Linked DNA regions of Homo sapiens: region 1 is linked to region 2. Evidence: chromatin loops called from intact Hi-C (ENCODE). Cell type or tissue: mammary epithelial cell. All regions are shown on one strand. Each heading gives the region's core, and the rest is flanking DNA. Links, peaks and the distances in the headings are about the cores only.

Evidence for each region. Peaks named below come from ENCODE experiments on the same cell type or tissue, not always from the same donor. Only the 100,000 strongest peaks of a DNase experiment are listed, where the experiment ranks them.
Region 1: it touches region 2 in a loop (7-fold over the local background); 1 of 110 quality-filtered maps calls a loop at or near these places.

What each region holds. Positions count from the first base shown.
Region 1 is chr20:19,838,721-19,847,059 of GRCh38, forward strand. All of the region lies in intron 2 of RIN2 (Ras and Rab interactor 2), which reads left to right. Among named protein-coding and RNA genes, the nearest start is that of RIN2, 85 kb to the left of the region's middle. RefSeq lists an enhancer at 1-160. In mammary epithelial cell, for the core only: no CTCF peak of the experiment used is centred there; no DNase peak of the experiment used is centred there.
Region 2 is chr20:19,911,242-19,919,580 of GRCh38, forward strand. The region is part of intron 3 of RIN2 (Ras and Rab interactor 2); the gene reads left to right. Among named protein-coding and RNA genes, the nearest start is that of NAA20, 100 kb to the right of the region's middle. RefSeq lists enhancers at 711-760, 4,242-4,311. In mammary epithelial cell, for the core only: no CTCF peak of the experiment used is centred there; a DNase peak (open chromatin) is centred at 3,140; H3K27ac peaks cover 2,220 bases.

The DNA of each region.
Region 1 (8,339 bases), core at 37-8,036, 73 kb before region 2:
AGTCTTTTGCAGACAGGTTTGGCACTGTTTGGATAGCTTGGCAAGTCTCTGCACACCTGCACTCCGGCGTCTATTTCTCTAGTGTGGGAAGTAACTCTGGGTGCAGGGCTGGTGCTGAGGGTACCACCGCCTCCCCACACACTGGGGTCCCCGAGACTTCACCCGAGCCTCCTCTCCAGCCCCCAAACCTCCACCCAGTGGCCTGACAACACCAGCTTGTCAGCCTGGATGGCCCGGGAGGCCTCTAGGATCATTTTAAATCCATCCATGAGTGGACCAACCTGATGATTGGGAACAGGATTCCAGCAGGACTGTTGGGTGAGATTGTTTCTGCAGTGGGAGGAGCACAAATCAGAGTCTGCGCAGCCCCAGTGCTCAGCGCCTCATGGATGTTCCCTGGCATCTGTTACGATCCCCCTGTCAGCTTTAACCTTTGCCTGACAACCATGTGGTTTCTAAGGGAGGAACAAAACCGGTGAGAAAAGCTACTGTGCACAAAGTCCCTTTTGTTGGTACGCAATTGCATAAATACTTGAGAAGGAAAATGAATAAAGGCCAGGATGGGACCTCCCTCCTCATGGCAGTGAGAATAACTTGCCCTTGGGCATGCCCTGGAACCTGCCTACAGCTTTCATGGGCTAGATCCGCCGTATCATACCAGCCACAGTGTGGCGACTGAGCAGGACCTGCTGCCCACATTTTGCAGATGAAGACATGGAAACTCGATGAGGTTCCATAACCCAGCCAAAGTCACAAAACCACCTAAGTGATGGAGTTCACCATGTCTCTGGGTCCCTGGCTTAATGCTTTTCTCTACCAGGGGCTATTTACCCACTCAGAGTCTGTTCTGTCTTAAGAGAATTGCTTGGCTAGAGAAGATCCTTTCCTTCCTTCTCTCTACCACCTCCCCCTGGAGGATCTAGTTCCACCCTTACCTCTGGTTTCTCTCCTGGGCCTTTCTTCTTGCACCTTTGCAACCCTGTACCCCTTCCCTCTCCACTTTTCTTTGTGCAATATGGCTAGCAAGGTCCTCCCCTTTCCCACTCACCCTCTGAATGAATCCTATCTAAAACACTTGGCTTCAAATCCAATGGGACATTTGAAATGTACAGTACTGACATGTTTAAAGTGAGAGTAAGCAGTATCTTTAAATCAAAAGTGCTTCTGTAAATGCAAAATTGAAACCCGCCTTTCCTGCAGCAGTAAAGCCTTAGAACTGCAAAGAATTTGAAAGAGTAGCTATTTATAAAAAATATGTTAATACATGTATTTGAGGACAATTGCCTAAAATTAATATACCAAATGATAACAGTGGTTACTTCGAGGTGGCAAGATTATCAATGTTTTTGATATTCTTCTTCCAGCTTTATTGTATTCCCTACAATGAGTAGTTATTATTTCTATAATCAAGGAAAAAGCTGAACACTTTTAGTTTTAGCCAACTCCAACCTCAAATTTCACAAACAGAGAAACAGAAACTTGGAGAGAACATTCCTGGTCACACAAAGGTTTGCCAGTGGAAGTGGGTGAGTCTGGGTCTCAGGGTTTCCTTCCCCACTCCTTTTCCCTGGTGCCACACCTTGGTAAGACAGTGGCCACGCTCAGCACTGCATACTTGGGCAGCAGTTTGCGGTTGGTTGGTTGTCTATCCTTACAAGGTGCCTGATTTTCACCAGCGTGACCGTGAGCAGGCAACTTGGGGAAACACAAGTTAAAAGAAAGAGTTGTTCTTATGTTCTTTTTTAAAGCGCAAACACACATTGTCATTTCCTTTCCATAGAGAGCCCTTCCCCACAGTTTATAGGAATGCCTTATCATTGTTGACATAGCCTGTTCATGGGCTTCTGTCAAGGGTAAGTCCCCATGCCCCTTAGCCAACCAGAAACCACTTCTGTTAATTGAGGAATTGTCTTTACATGCCCTTACGTTCAGTCACGCCTTGAAGTGCTGGGAGAACATCTTCATCCAGGATGGGCAGTGAGAGACAAAGCCTTGAATCCACACAGTTCCATTTCCTGGGGACCCGTAGAGCATTTTTCATGCATGTTCCACAAGCTCCTTTCATGGGCACCTCATTATGCTCAGAGTTATCCAGAGCAATTGATGAACAAATGTCTTTTCTTTCTAGGAACTCACAGATTTCAAATCTTGAAAACTGGTTAAGAGAGTTTGTTGTTGAGAGATGAGACATAACCCACATGTAAGAACGTTTCCATCATCTCCAGTGTGGACTTTTGTCTCACTTTTCTCTTTTTTCTTCGGCCTCTCTTATTCTCCAAAAGTTATCTGTTCTTTAGGGAACATTTGATCCTATGGGTCATTTTCAATCCCTCGTTAACTACCCGGCAAGGACTTTATTTTCTTTTAGAGATAGGGTCTCACTATGTTGCCAAGAGTGAGAGTGAGAGTGGCTATTCACAGATGTGAACATAGCACATTGCAGCCTCAAACTCTTGGCCTCAAGTGTTCCTTCCACCCCAGCCTCCCAAGGACAGTAAAATCCTTTTGAAAAAATCCTTAGCCGAGTGAGGTGGCTACAGGCGTGAGCCACCACACTCGGTGAAGGGTTTTTTCAAAAGGACTTTACTGTGATTTTTTTGGCAGTGCTGGCTTGAACATGAATTGGCTTTTGTTCTTTCAGTTCTATTGAAGTGAATTAAATCTATAACCTCACCTGGAGTTGGGAGTAACAAACGCAGCCCCATAGATTTTGCCAGCTTATGGAATTAAAAAGGCCACCATTGAAATGACGATCTGAACCATAAAGGCAGAGTCTCCTCTTTCCCTGCTATAAAGTGTTCATGTTTATTTGGGGGATGATCCAGGCATCCACACTGTAAAGGGGCTTATCATGTGACAAAAGTGACCTTTTCAAACACTGAAACCTGTGAGAGCATCCCACAGCTGAAAATCAGGGAAGGGAACTGGGACCAATGAGAAAAAGCATTTAAGGATGCACAGGGCTAGGCTGGCTTGCAGGCAGAACTGCCCTTGTACCTACTCTGTGCAGGTCCTGCTGGGGAGCTTTGTCAATATGAAGGCTAAGTCACATGAGGAAGCTGCAGAAGAAAAGTTTGAAGCTAACAAAGTTAGTTCATGAGATTTAAGAAAAGAGGCCATCTGCAGGTGCCAGTGGAGAATCTGCAGCAAGCTGTCCAGAAGATCTAGCCAAGATAATTGATAATTGCAACTCACTACACTAAACAACAGATTTTCATTGTAGATGAAACAGCCTTTTGTTGGAAGAAGATGTCATCTACAGCTCTTATAGCTAGAGAGAAGTCAATGCTTGGCTTCAAAACATCAAAGAACAGGCTGACTCTTGTTAGGGGCTAATGCAGTTGGCAACCTTAAGTTGAAGCCAATATTCATTTATCATTCCCCAAATCCTAGAGCCCTTCATAATTAGGCTAAATCTACTCTGCCTGTGCTCTACAATTGGAACTGTAAAGCCTGTATGACAGCACATCTGCTTTTTTGTTTCTTTGTTTTTTTTGTTTGTTTGTTTGTTTGTTTGTTTGAGACAGAGTCTTGTTCTGTTGCCCAGGCTGGAGTGTAGTGGTGCGATCTTGGCTCACTGCAACCTCTGCCTCCTGAGTTAAAGCAATTCTCCTGCCTCAGCACCCCCTAGTAGCTGGGATTACAGGCACTCACCACCATCCCTGGCTTTTTTTTTTTTTTTTTTTTTTTTTTGTATTTTTAGTAGAGATGGGGTTTCGCCATGTTGGCCAGGCTGGTCTCGAACTCTGGACCTCAGGTGATCCACCTGCCTCGGCCTCCCAAAGTGCTGGGATTACAGGCGTAAGCCACTGCACCCAGCCACACATCTGTTTACAGGATGGTTTACTGAATATTTTAATCCCACTGTTGAGACCTACTGCTTAGAAAAAAATACATTTCTTTAAAAATATTACTGTTTATTGACAATGCATCTGGCCACCCAAGAGTTCTAACTGAGATGTAAGAAGAGATTCGTGTTGTTTTCAGGCCTGCTAACACAGCATCCATTCTGCAGCCCATGGATCAAGAAGTAATTTCAACTTTCAAGTCTTATTATTTAAGAACTACATTTTGTAAGGCTATAGCTGCCATAGGTAGTGATTCCTCTGATGGATCTGAGCAAAATACATTGAAAAATCTTCTGAAAAGAATTCAGCATTCTAGATGTCACAAAGAACATTCATGATTCACAGGAGGAGGTCAAAATATCAGTATAAATTGGAGTTTGGAAGAAGTTGATGCCAACTCTCATGAATGATTTTGAGGGACTCAAGACTTCTGTGGAGGAATCTGCTGCAGATGTGGTAGAAGCAGCAAGAGAATAGAATTAGAAATGGAACCTGAAGATGTCGTTGAATTACTGCAATCCCATGATAAAATTCAAATGAATGAGGAGTTGCTTCGTGCAAATGAGCAAAGAAAATCGTTTATTGAGATGGAATTGCTCCTGGTGAAGATACTGTGAACAGTGTTAAAATGACAACTAAAGATTTAGAATATTTTATAAACTTAGTTGATAAAGTAGTGGCAGGATTTGAGAAGATTACTCCAATTTTGAAACAAGTTCTACTGTGGGTAAAATGCTATCAAACAACATCACATGCTACAGAGAAATCTTTGATGAAAAAAAGTCAATCAATGTGACAAACATCATTGTTGTCTTATTTCAATAAATTGCCACAGCAACACCAACTTTCAGCAACCACCACTCTGATCAGCCAGCAGCCATCAACATCAAGGCAAAACTCTCCACCAGCAAAAAATGACAACTTGCTGAAGGCCCAGATGATCGTTAGTATTTTTCGGAGATAAAGTATTTTTACATACACAAATTGTTATTAGGTACTTAATAGACTATAGTAGAGTCTAAACATAACTTCTACATGCACTGGAAAACCAAAAACTTTGCATGACTCCCTTTATTGCAATATTCACTTTATTGTGATATCTGCTTTATTGTGGTGGTCTGGAACCAAACCAACAGTAACTCCAAGAGGTGCCTGGACTACCACAATCCACCAGCATGCGCGAATATCAACTGACAAGCAATATTGAAAAATATAGTCACTTTTCTTTAATTTCTTTTGAAAAGAACTAATCATATTAGAAGTAAAAAGTTATTCTGAAAAAAAATAACCTTTAGTCCTCAAAATGATTTCAAATAGAAACTACTGACTTTATAAAGAATACATTTTATCCTTCTATAAAACATGCAATTCTTTGACTCATTAACTATTCATAACTTTTAAAAACAACATGATTTGGGCAAATTAACAATCTTTAGAGTACAAATACCTTCAGTGGGGAAGAATAAATCTTTAATTTCAATATGATGGTAAATCATATTGAAATCCTCCAGTATGTCAAATTCCAATGCCAAAATAAGGGAGAGTAGCTCTAGAAATGATGTTGGTGGAGTGTTTTTCCAGTTTGGCTGGCAAGATTGGAAACAGTTTGTAATTTCAAGCCTGTGCTGTTGGGAGTTCCCTCATTAAACACTTCATTACCTCAGATATGTGAGGGATAAAAAAACATCACTTGCCTTTGAATCTGGGACCAACTATTCTACTAAGATATAAGCTAAAGGCTCAAAGCCCCTTAAGGTTAAACTGAAACCACTCGAATATAAACATGATAAATAATGGTGTTTAATTTTGCTACAATTTTTCCTATTGCCAATAGCATGCAACCATATTGCTTTCAACATTAGCCTATTGTAACTCAGAAAAGTCTTATTGTCCCAAAGGAATGACTACTGCAGGGGACACAAGCTCAAAAACTAGGTAGTCAAGCAAATGGGTGCATGGCTGGTGTGTGACAGGTGGGAATGGTGGAGAACATGGCCAACTAGAGAGCTGCTGCTGCTGCTGCTGCTTCTTCCTCTTCTTCTTCTTCTTCTTCTTCTTCTTCTTCTTCTTCTTCTTCTTCTTCTTCTTCTTCTTCTTCTTCCTTCTTCTTCTTCTTCCTCTTCCTCTTCCTCTTCTTCTTCTTCTTCTTCTTCTTCTTCTTCTTCTTCTTCTTCTTTTAATTATACTTTAAGTTCTGGGATACATGTACAGGACATGCAGGTTTGTTACATAGGTATACACGTGCCATGATGGTTTGCTGCACCAATCAACCTGTCATCTACATTAGGTATTTCTGCTAATGCTATTCCTCCACAGTCCCCCACCCCCCAACAGGCCCCAGTGTGTGATGTTCCCCTCCCTGTGTCCATGTGTTCTTGTTGTTCAACTCCCACTTATGAGTGAGAACATCTGGTGCTTGGTTTTCTGTTCCTGTGTTAGTTTGCTGAGAATGATGGTTTCCAGCTTCATCCATGTCCCTGCAAAGGACATGACCTCATCCTTTTTTATGGCTGCATAGTATTCCATGGCATATATGTGCCACATTTTCTTTATCCAGTCTATCATTGATGGGCATTTGGGCTGGTTCCAAGTCTTTGCTATTGTGAATAGTGCTGCAATAAACATACATGTGCATGTGTCTTTATAGTAGAATGAGTTATAATCCTTTGGGTATATACCCAGTAATGGGATTGCTGGGTCAAATAGTATTTCTAGTTCTAGATCCTTGAGGAATTGCCACATTGTCTTCCACGATGGTTGAACTAATTTACACTCCCACCAACAGTGTAAAAGCTTTCCTATTTCTCCACATCCTCTCCAGCATCTGTTGTTTCCTGACTTTTTAATGATCACCATTCTAACTGGTGTGAGATGGTATCTCATTGTGGTTTTGATTTGCATCTCTCTTATGACCAGTGATGATGAGCTTTTTTTTCATATGTTTGTTGGCCACATAAATGTCTTCTTTTGAGAAGTGTCTGTTCATACCCTTCACCTACTTTTTGATTTTTTTTTTTTTTGTAAATTTGTTTAAGTTCCTTGTAGATTCTGGATATTAGCCCTTTGTCAGATGGATAGATTGCAAAAATTTTCTCCCATTCTATAGGTTGCCTGTTCACTCTGATGATAGTTTCTTTTGCTGTGCAGAAGCTCTTTAGTTTAATTAGATCCCATTTGTCTATTTTGGCTTTTGTTGCCATTGCTTTTGGTGTTTTAGTCATGAAGTCTTTGCCCATGCCTATGTCCTGAATTGTATTGCCTAGGTTTTATTCTAATGTTTTCATGGTTTTAGGTCTTATGTTTAAGTCTTTAATTCATCTTGAGTTAATTTCTGTATAAGGTTTATGAAAGGGGTCCAGTTTCAGTTTTCTGCATATGGCTAGCCAGTTTTCCCAACATCATTTATTAAATAGGGAATCCTTTCCCCATTGCTTGTTTTTGTCAGGTTTGTCAAAGATCAGATGGTTGTAGATGTGTGGCGTTACTTCTGAGGGCTCTGTTCTGTTCCATTGGTCTATCTACCTGTTTTGGTACCATTACTGTGCTGTTTTGGTTACTGTAGCCTTGTAGTATAGTTTGAAGTCAGGTAGTGTGATGCCTCCAGCTTTGTTCTTTTTGCTTAGGATTGTCTTGGCTATACGGGCTCTTTTTTGGTTCCATATGAAATTTAAAGTAGTTCTTTCTAATTGTGTGAAGAAAGTCAATGGTAGCTTGATGGGGATAACATTAAATCTATAAATTACTTTGGGTAGTATGGCCATTTTCACGATATTGATTCTTCCTATCCATGAGCATGGAATGTTTTTCCATTTGTTTGTGTCCCCCTCTTATTTCCTTGAGTAGTGGTTTGTAGTTCTTGAAGAAGTCCTTCACATCCCTTGTAAGTTGGATTCCTAGGTATTTTATTCTCTTTATAGCAATTGTGAATGGGAGTTCACTCATGATTTGGCTCTCTATTATTGGTGTATAGGAATGTGTGTGATTTTTGCACATTGGTTTTGTATCTTGAGACTTTGCTGAAGTTGCTGATCAGCTTAAGGAGATTTTGGGCTGAGACGGTGGGGTTTTCTAAATATACAATCATGTCATCTGCAAACACAGACTATTTGATTTCCTCTCTTCCTATTTGAATATGCTTTATTTCTTTCTCTTGCCTGATTGGCCCAGCCAGAACTTCCAATACTATGTTGAACAGGAGTGGTGAGAGAGGACATCCTTGTCTTGTGCCGGTTTTCAAAGGGAATGCTTCCAGTTTTTGCCCATTCAGTATGATATTGGCTGTGGGTTTGTCATGAATAGAGATAGCACCTTCTTCTATGGGCAGGGGCACCAGTTACTCCATCCAGCCTACCATAATTACCTGAGAATACAGGACCTGTGCTCACAGACCTTTTGATTTTTCAAAAGACAACAGAAATCCAGATTTGTAAGTAGTATCTCTTAATTTTTGAACATTAGCAACTATTCCATTTTTCTTTTGTTTATCTCTTT
Region 2 (8,339 bases), core at 69-8,068:
AGGATTTCACCATGTTGGCCAGGCTGGTCTCGAACTCCTGACCTCAGATGATCTGTGCGCCTTGGCCTCCCAAAGTGCTGGGATTACAGGCGTTGAGCCACCGCGCCTGGCCCAAATATGTCAATATTTTACATAAATAGATAATTTTGTCTCTATATAGCTACATATGTAGTCTGTTTTCTGAACCATCTGAAAATACATTGGAGACACACCTGCGACCACACCACCTTATCTCTAAATCCTCCTTGTGTATTTCTGAGGAACAAGGACATTCTCTTGCACAAACAGTAAGTAAAAGACACAAGCCAAAAAGCTATTATACACACACTGATAACACTAATATAACACTCCTCTCTAACCCACAGCTCATTTTCAGAGCTTGTTCATTGCTCTGGTCATGTCCTTATACTATTTCTTTTCCTATTTCTTTGCCTCACTGCATTTAGTTGTCATGATTCTTTGGCCTCCAAATGGTCCTGTCTCACTCATTTCATTCCGTGAATTTTTGCTTCAGTGTCACATACATGCAGAAAGTGCTCACGTCAATATCCAGCTTAGTGAATTTCCACAAAGTCAACATACCTGTTACTGGCTTTGAATGGCATTTGTATGTGACATTTTTTACAAAATGAATCTCTTTGTTATCAGAATAGGTGAATCGCGTGGGTGAGCCCAGCGTACAGATGTGCAGCCAGCCATGGCTATGGGTCCACAAGACAGGGGCTGTCTGTGGTTTTGATGGAAGGATCTACAGGGCTCCCTTTTAGTTCAGGTTTTACTTCCTGGCCCTGTGGACTCCTGTGGCCTCTTCTACCCATTTCAGAGTAGCCATTTGATGTGTTTTCATAATTGAATTAAGCTAAACATGAAAAGCAGATTCTAAAACTCAGCCTTAACTCCAGGACTCCTCAAGTACACGTCAACTGGACCCAGACAAGTTTCTCATCTGAGTCAAAATGCTGTGACCCAGAACAGGGAAAGGGCTTTCACATAGACACATTTCATATGAGCATTGCTTAAAGACACAAAGGAAGGAAGCCTGGGGTTCAACTGTGCTCTCACCACCCCAGAACCTGATTTGGTCTCCTGCTGCAGGTCCATGCTTTTTACCAGGCCAGACCCCTCTCCAGGGGCATCTCAGCCAGTTCACCTGGCTCCAGGAGGCCTGTTCCCATCAGGAAAAGCCCCTGCATCCATTGCTGGGATGGTCATTTCTTTTTTCTTTTTCTTTTTCTTTTTTTTTTTTTTTTTTTTGAGATGAAGTCTCACTCCCATCGCCCAGGCTGGAGTGCCATGCTGCGATTTCGGCTCACTGCAACTTCCGCCTCCGGAGTTCAAACGATTCCACTGTCTCAGCCTCCCAAATAGCTGGGATTACAGGCGCCTGCCACCATGCCCAGCTAATTTTTGTATTTTTAGTAGAGACGGGGTTTCACCATGTTGGCCAGGCCAGTCTCAAACTCCTGAGCTCAAGTGATCCACTCGCCTCAGCCTCCCAAAGTGCTGGGATTACAGGCGTGAGCTACCACGACCACGCCGGGATGGTCATTTCTAACCACCTTTTTGGGTGAACAGCAGGTTTTTCTTCTCCATCCTGAATGTTTGATGTCACTAGGAAATGGAAAACCCCGGGGTGTGGGAAAGGCACAGCTGAGGAAGCTGCATGTTGTCCACAGCATCAAGAGGTGCCATGAGCGTGCGGTGCACAGGCTGAGCCTCAGTCCATGCGCATGGGTCCAGAGAAAGTGCTGCGAGGTCCTCTTCACAGTTAGGGCCCTCCTGGGCTTTGCCTCTGATTACTGTCATTTTCTTGGAGGAGCCCAGAATTTAGAAGCTGGAGATGGGTTCGTATAGATCATTTTCTCAAGAGAAGGTCTCCATGACATATATTCATAAACAAAAAGAAACTCTTCTACCTTGTTTTCTATGAAGTTATTTTCTAGGGATTCTGTTTTGTTGTCGTTGTTCACACTGTAGCTCTCAGATCTTACTGTTTTTTTTTTAATTGTGATAAAGCATACATAACATAAAATTTACCATTTTAAGCATTTTTAACCATGTTTTTTAAGCTCACCATTTTAAGCACTTTAGTGATGGTGTCTCACTGTGTTGCCCAGGCTGTTCTCAAACTCCTAGGCTCAAGCCATCTTCCTGCCTTGACTTCTGAAAGTGCTGAGATTACAGACATGAGCCACCATGCCCAGTCACATTTTAAACATTTTTAAATGTACAATTCTGTGGCATTAAGTACATTCATATTGTTGTGCAACCATCACCACCATCCATTTCCAGAACTCCTTTCATCTTGCAGAATTGAAACTCTATCTATTAAATAATTCCCCATTCCTCCTTTTCCTCAACCCCTGGTAACTACCCTTCTGCTTCCTGTTTCTATGAGTTTGACTCCTCTCGGTACTTCCTACAAGTGGAATCATACAGTGTTTGTCCTTCTGTAACTGGCTTATTTCACTTAGCTTAATGTCCTCAAAGTTTATCCTTTTTGTAGCATATGTTATAATTTTCTTCCTTTTTAAGGCTGAATAATATTCCATTGTATGAGAAGACCACATTTTGCTTATTCATTCATCCATCAGCGGACACTGGGTGCTTCTACCTTTTGACTGTGGGAAATAATGCTGCTATGAATGTGGATTAGAACCTGTTTTTAAGGAAGATTATTTTTTTCTCTTGCCCCGAATAAAAATATTAAAACCTATGTGATTAAGGGGGCCCATCTGCCCATAGGCATATGCACACGTGCGTTGTGATGGGGTGCGTGTGAAGTTGAATCTGAATTTTGTGAAATGCAACTACCAGAGTTTGCGGTCTAGGAGAGCCAGGTGGCTTTAATAACAGTATTATCAGTTCAGTGATCAGACGGGCTTACTGAGATGTCAAGTGAGTTAGATCAAGCAAACTAGTTGTCAGGGTTACTACTGTCTTTAACCACTCACCTGATGCTTGTTTCTTATTGTCTGTCTCATTTTTTCAGTCACATTGCAAGCCTTTTGGGGGATAGAAATAATATCTTATGCTTCTTTTGGTGTCTAGTTAGGCTATTACCCTAAAGGTAGCAGGTCTTCAATAATGTTGACAATGGTGTGAGTTGACAATGACTCACACCAAATTTGCCTGTCTGCACACGCTCTGCATTGTTCTGTGGTGTTCCTGTATGACTTTCCCAGTATGTACTTTCCCACCATCAGAAGGACATTGCATCAAAAAAATTTGCATTAAACAGTTGCTGCTCTCGTGTTTGAAGCTGGGCAGCTGAATTAAATTAGTGAATCGATGTGTTAATCAATTGCAAGAGCCAAATTTAACAAATATAAACTCAGCACCCACTATGTAGCCAGCTGGACGAGACACTGGATATACCGACCTGGGAAAGAATTGGTCTTGTGGTTGGGGCTCTCACACTCCAGTGGAACCTTGTTCACAGTGTGGTCTGCCCGTCAGCCATGGAGTTTGCTAAAAATGCAGACTCTCAGGCCCTACGGAATGCCTCTGAATCAGAACCTGCACCTTCACCAGGTCCCTAGGTCATGCGTGTGCACATTCCAGTTTGAGAAACACCAGTCTTGTGAATGTTATCCTGTTAGCTATATCCTAAATGATAACAAAGGGTGTTTTGTGTGTGTCAGGGAGAGATGAGACTAAGGTGGCACTGGGAAACTGTGCCCAGTTCTGGTCACTACAACCTCAATGAGAGCAGAACAGCACAAGAGACCCCTCTGTGGCCATTCCCTAAGACCTTCGGGATGACAGCAGTGCAGCTGGGAGAAAAGGCCCTACGGGTAGTGAAGGTATCTGACTGCCTAAGATGGAGCGAATCCCAGCAGGGATTTCCTGCTCTGAATTTATAGTAAAAAGAAAAACATTGTTTGGGTTCCTCCAGTAGCAGAGACAGAATACGAATGCAAGTAGTCTATTCTGTGTTGAGTGATCACAGAAAGTTCATGTGGGAGAGTAGGGGAGTGAGACAGGAAGGGGAGGCAGCCAATACATGGTGCAATCCCACTGGGGACCTCTGAGAGACTGTGTGGGGGCATCCAAGTTGTTCCACATAAGAGCGAGGCAGCTGGGGTGTTTGTGCACCCACTGCCATCCCTCCTTGGCTGAGGGCTGCCCTGGGGTATTAACTCCCCAGCACTGTGGTCTGATCTGCTCAGCACTCACTCCCAGCCACAGAGCTTCCTCAGCTGTGGGCAGAGACTTCCAGGTGCCTGCAGTAGAGCCATCACAACAGAAGAAAACGGTGACTTCCAAGGGTTGTGGGCAGAGCACTCACAGTCTCTGCTCCATGTGTCCCATCTGGATTAAGAAGTCAAGGGTGTCTCAGCAGATGTCCGCATCAGAGCGCAGGTTCCAAATGAGGAACAAACCTTTGCATTTCAGTAAATTTCAAATCTTAGTGACTCATCCCCTCAGAGTAACTAATCATCTTCACAAGACCGAAAATGGCTGAGCTTCATATTTGCTTATAATCCAAATTCCCTTTTCATACCCACTCTGCTCTCTTCCTTCCCTAAACCAACTCTATGTGCTCAGAGGACACTGACAAGCTCAATTTACAGAAAATTTTTTGTCATTTTCTGTTTCAAAATTTCCCTTCTGATATTGCATGCTACAGATTCATCTCCCCTATCCAATTCCTTTCACTGTGAACCCTTACTCCATTCTTTCCTGTTTTGTTTTTTAATTAAAACTGAAATTCTGGCCGAGCGCTGTGGCTCACGCCTGTAATCCCAGCACTTTGGGAGGCCGAGGCGAGTGGATCACGAGGTCAAGAGACCGAGACCATCCTGGCCAACATGGTGAAGCCCTGAATCTACTAAAAATACAAAAATTAGCTGAGTATGGTGGCACGCGCCTGTAGTCCCAGCTACTCGGGAGGCTGAGGCAGGAGAATCGCTTGAACCTGAGAGGCGGAGATTGCAGTGAGCTGAGATAGTGCCATTGCACTCCAGCCTGGTGACAGAGTGAGACTCCATCTCAGAAAAAACAAACAAACAAACAAAACTGAAATTCCAAATACAGCAGTTACTGTCCCCAGGAACACTGCTTTAAGTTTGCATTTCTTTAAGAGTTTGGGGGCTGGGTGTAGTGGCTCACGCCCATAATCCTAGTACTTTGGGAAACCAAAGCGGGAGGATTGCCTGAGGCCAGGAGTTTGAGTCCATCCTGGACAAACTAGCGAGATTCCATCTGTACAAGAAATAAAAATATTAGCTGGGCGTGGTGGCACACACCTCTGGTTCCAGCTACTCAGGAGGCTGAGTTGAGAGGATCGCTTTAGCCTGGGAGCTCAAGGCTGCACTCCAGCTCCAGCCTGGGCGACAGAGTGAGATCCTGTCCAAAAAATAAAAAATAAAGAGTTTTGCAGACCACTGCTCCCCAGAAATGATCATCAACAGAAAGCCCTAAAGCCAGTAGGTTTGGGGAACCCCGCATACTTTATTCACTCCCTGGAGACCAACCCTGGACATCAGCATCTGAAAAGTTCTGAGGAGTCTTCAGTGACCTCATTTTATCGAATGTTTAATGTGCTTCCACTGTTGTTCGAGCAGTAGTGTTTGTATTGAAATCGTGCCTGTTCACATCCTACACTGCTTGTGTTGGGTGGAAACCACTTGGGGAGATGCTGCTTGATATACAGATCCTGGCTCCATCTGTGCATTTGAAATTCATAGGCATCTGGAGACAGTGGCATAGAAGCAGTGGGCGCAGGAAAAGTACAACTCAGAGTTTACAACGAGAAAAAGTGAAAACCACCTGACACATAGCTAATGTTTTAGAATGAAAAGTGACTTCCATTCCAATTGAAGTCAGCCCCTGCTGTGTAATTAAGCAGATATTTAAAAAATTTAAAAAAAAAAAAGGCAGGCGGAGTGGGTAAGGTACGACTCCAAATGGCAAAGCCCCAGCTTCAGGGAGGGAGAGGGCCCAGGAGTGAGGAACATAATTAAATAGCTGTGCCACGGTCATCCACCGAATGCCTTATTTCCTTTGTTTTACCAAGAATTGCACCAACCAAGTGATCTGTTGCCAGCCTTCCATATGGCAAATGTAAGCACCTGTCCAGAGTACTAAATGGCTGAGCCCAGGAGCTCCAGAGGAAACTTGTCTGATTGCTCTGCTGCCAATTCCAGGCTCTCTGTTAATTCCATCCATCAAATTATTCTTTTTCTTCTATTTTTCCTAAAATGATAATAGTTATTTTTACTGTGAAATTTAAAAAGTGTAAAGAAGAAAAGAGACCTAAATTGTACCACCTCTAATCACTCCACTCGGGAATGAAGCCAGTGAGCATCTTGACACTAATGCATTCAGATTTTTGTTCTGTCTGTGATTCGACTATATTATGTAAATCCATACATAAGTGCAGCCACAACTATTACTTAAGTGAGCTCAGAGAACACATACTTTTCACAACTTGTTTATTTCCACTTAATAACATATCACTATATTGATATATTGACATACAATATATCGATATATACTGTACATCTCAAGAAATATGTTTTAAAGGCGGAATCGCCTTTTAAAGGCGGAATAGCATTCCATCATATTGGGGTACACACTTTATTTACCCAGTCCACAGCTGTTTGACATTTAGCACTTTTTCCCCTGTTCACTATCATAAATGATATTGCCCAAAGCATTCTTTTACATGTATCTGATTATTTCTTTGGGTCAATTCCTAGAAGTAGAAATGCTGAATCCAACAGTTTTCATACTTTAATGTTGATATACACATTCAGATTGTCTTCTAGAAAGAGCAAGTCATCTTTTTTCTCTAGTGCTTGTAGAAAACCCAGTGAAGACAAGTGGTAAGAAGCCAGAAATGGTAAAAGGGAAGTGAATGTGACTGTGACACCCACGCCAGTGCATTCCGGAAAGGCAAAGTGGGACAGCTGGGGGGACACCAAGTTAGAGCCAGAAGAGGCACTGGAAACCTGCTCGTCTATTTTAAGCTTAAGGAAACCAAAGGCCAGAAAGGTTAAGCAACCTCCCACCCAAGGCCAAGGTCCCATAGCTTAGATGGATAGCTGTAAACTTCAGGGATAATTTTCAAAAAACGAAAAAACGTGACTCTCATACAAATACATTGTGTGTGTGTGTGTGTGTGTGTGTGTGTGTGTGTGTGTGTCAAAGATTGATTTAACTCATTAATGAGATCAACAGGACATTAAAGCTGGCTCCAAATGGGGCAAAGATTGGGAAAGACTCAGTGGGCAAAAGAATAACACCTTAAACGAACTTTGTCATCTACTATGAGCCACTTTTGCATATCTACCTTTGAAGGTTAGAGATAAGCTTGCTATTGTCAGCATTCAACCACTTTTTGACCTTCAAACAACTCAACTTCAAAAGGTACAACCCAATACAAACCTGGCTAAAGACATAAAAGGCAATACAATTAAAACCTCTGGGGTTCTCTTTTCTACTGGACAAACATCATTTGCAATTTACAGACCTTCCAGAAGTTAGCATCTGACTTTACGGAGTCTGGGCCTTAATTAAAAAAAAAAAAAAAATCAGACAAAATACAAAATGACATCTGGGATGACACTTAGGTAGATGTGTTACGCAGAGCCCAAGTATGCCTTTGCAAGGGAATATTTTGTGCTTTATTGAAGTTGGCATAGTTATATTTGCTGTAAGAACAGCCTTTGGTGGCTGAACTATGTGTGGGAGAACAAGGTTGATATTCACGGCAAATCTACTCAAGCTACTCTCCAATGGAGTTTCTCTGAAGGCTGGGAGGCTGGAAGGCCCCGCAGTGAATTGTTGCTCTCACTTCTCATGGAGTGGGCTCCAGGCTTTGTGTTTCCCCAGGAAGCTGAGGTGGAGCAACTGTTTGCCATGTGGGAATCTGCTCTTGTCAGCCTTCCAGCTGGGGGATGACAGATGCCGTGCGAGAGTCCCGGTTATATCCAGAGAGGGTTTTAGGGAGAGCTCAGGATGCTGGAAGGCCTGCCGGTCATCTGCCAGTTTCTATTTTGTAAATTCCAGGATGCTGGTCCCCACACAGCATGTTTGTCACTAACAATGCAACCAAACAAGTCACTAATATTTGACCTATACACCTGCAGGCCCCTTCAACCTGAGCTCTATGAAGACATAAGTCAGCACATTTCAGTTATAAGATTTTCAAAATGTTATCCCTGAAATCATTTATATCCTGTAGTCAATGGTGTATAAAAGTGGCAGGGCTCTTTTTCTTGATACTATATAAAATAAGAGTGTGTGTTATCATTAATAGTATCTTAAATTTGTGGCCAGGTGCAGTGGCTCACACCATAATCCCCGTACCTTGGGAGATCAAGGCGGGC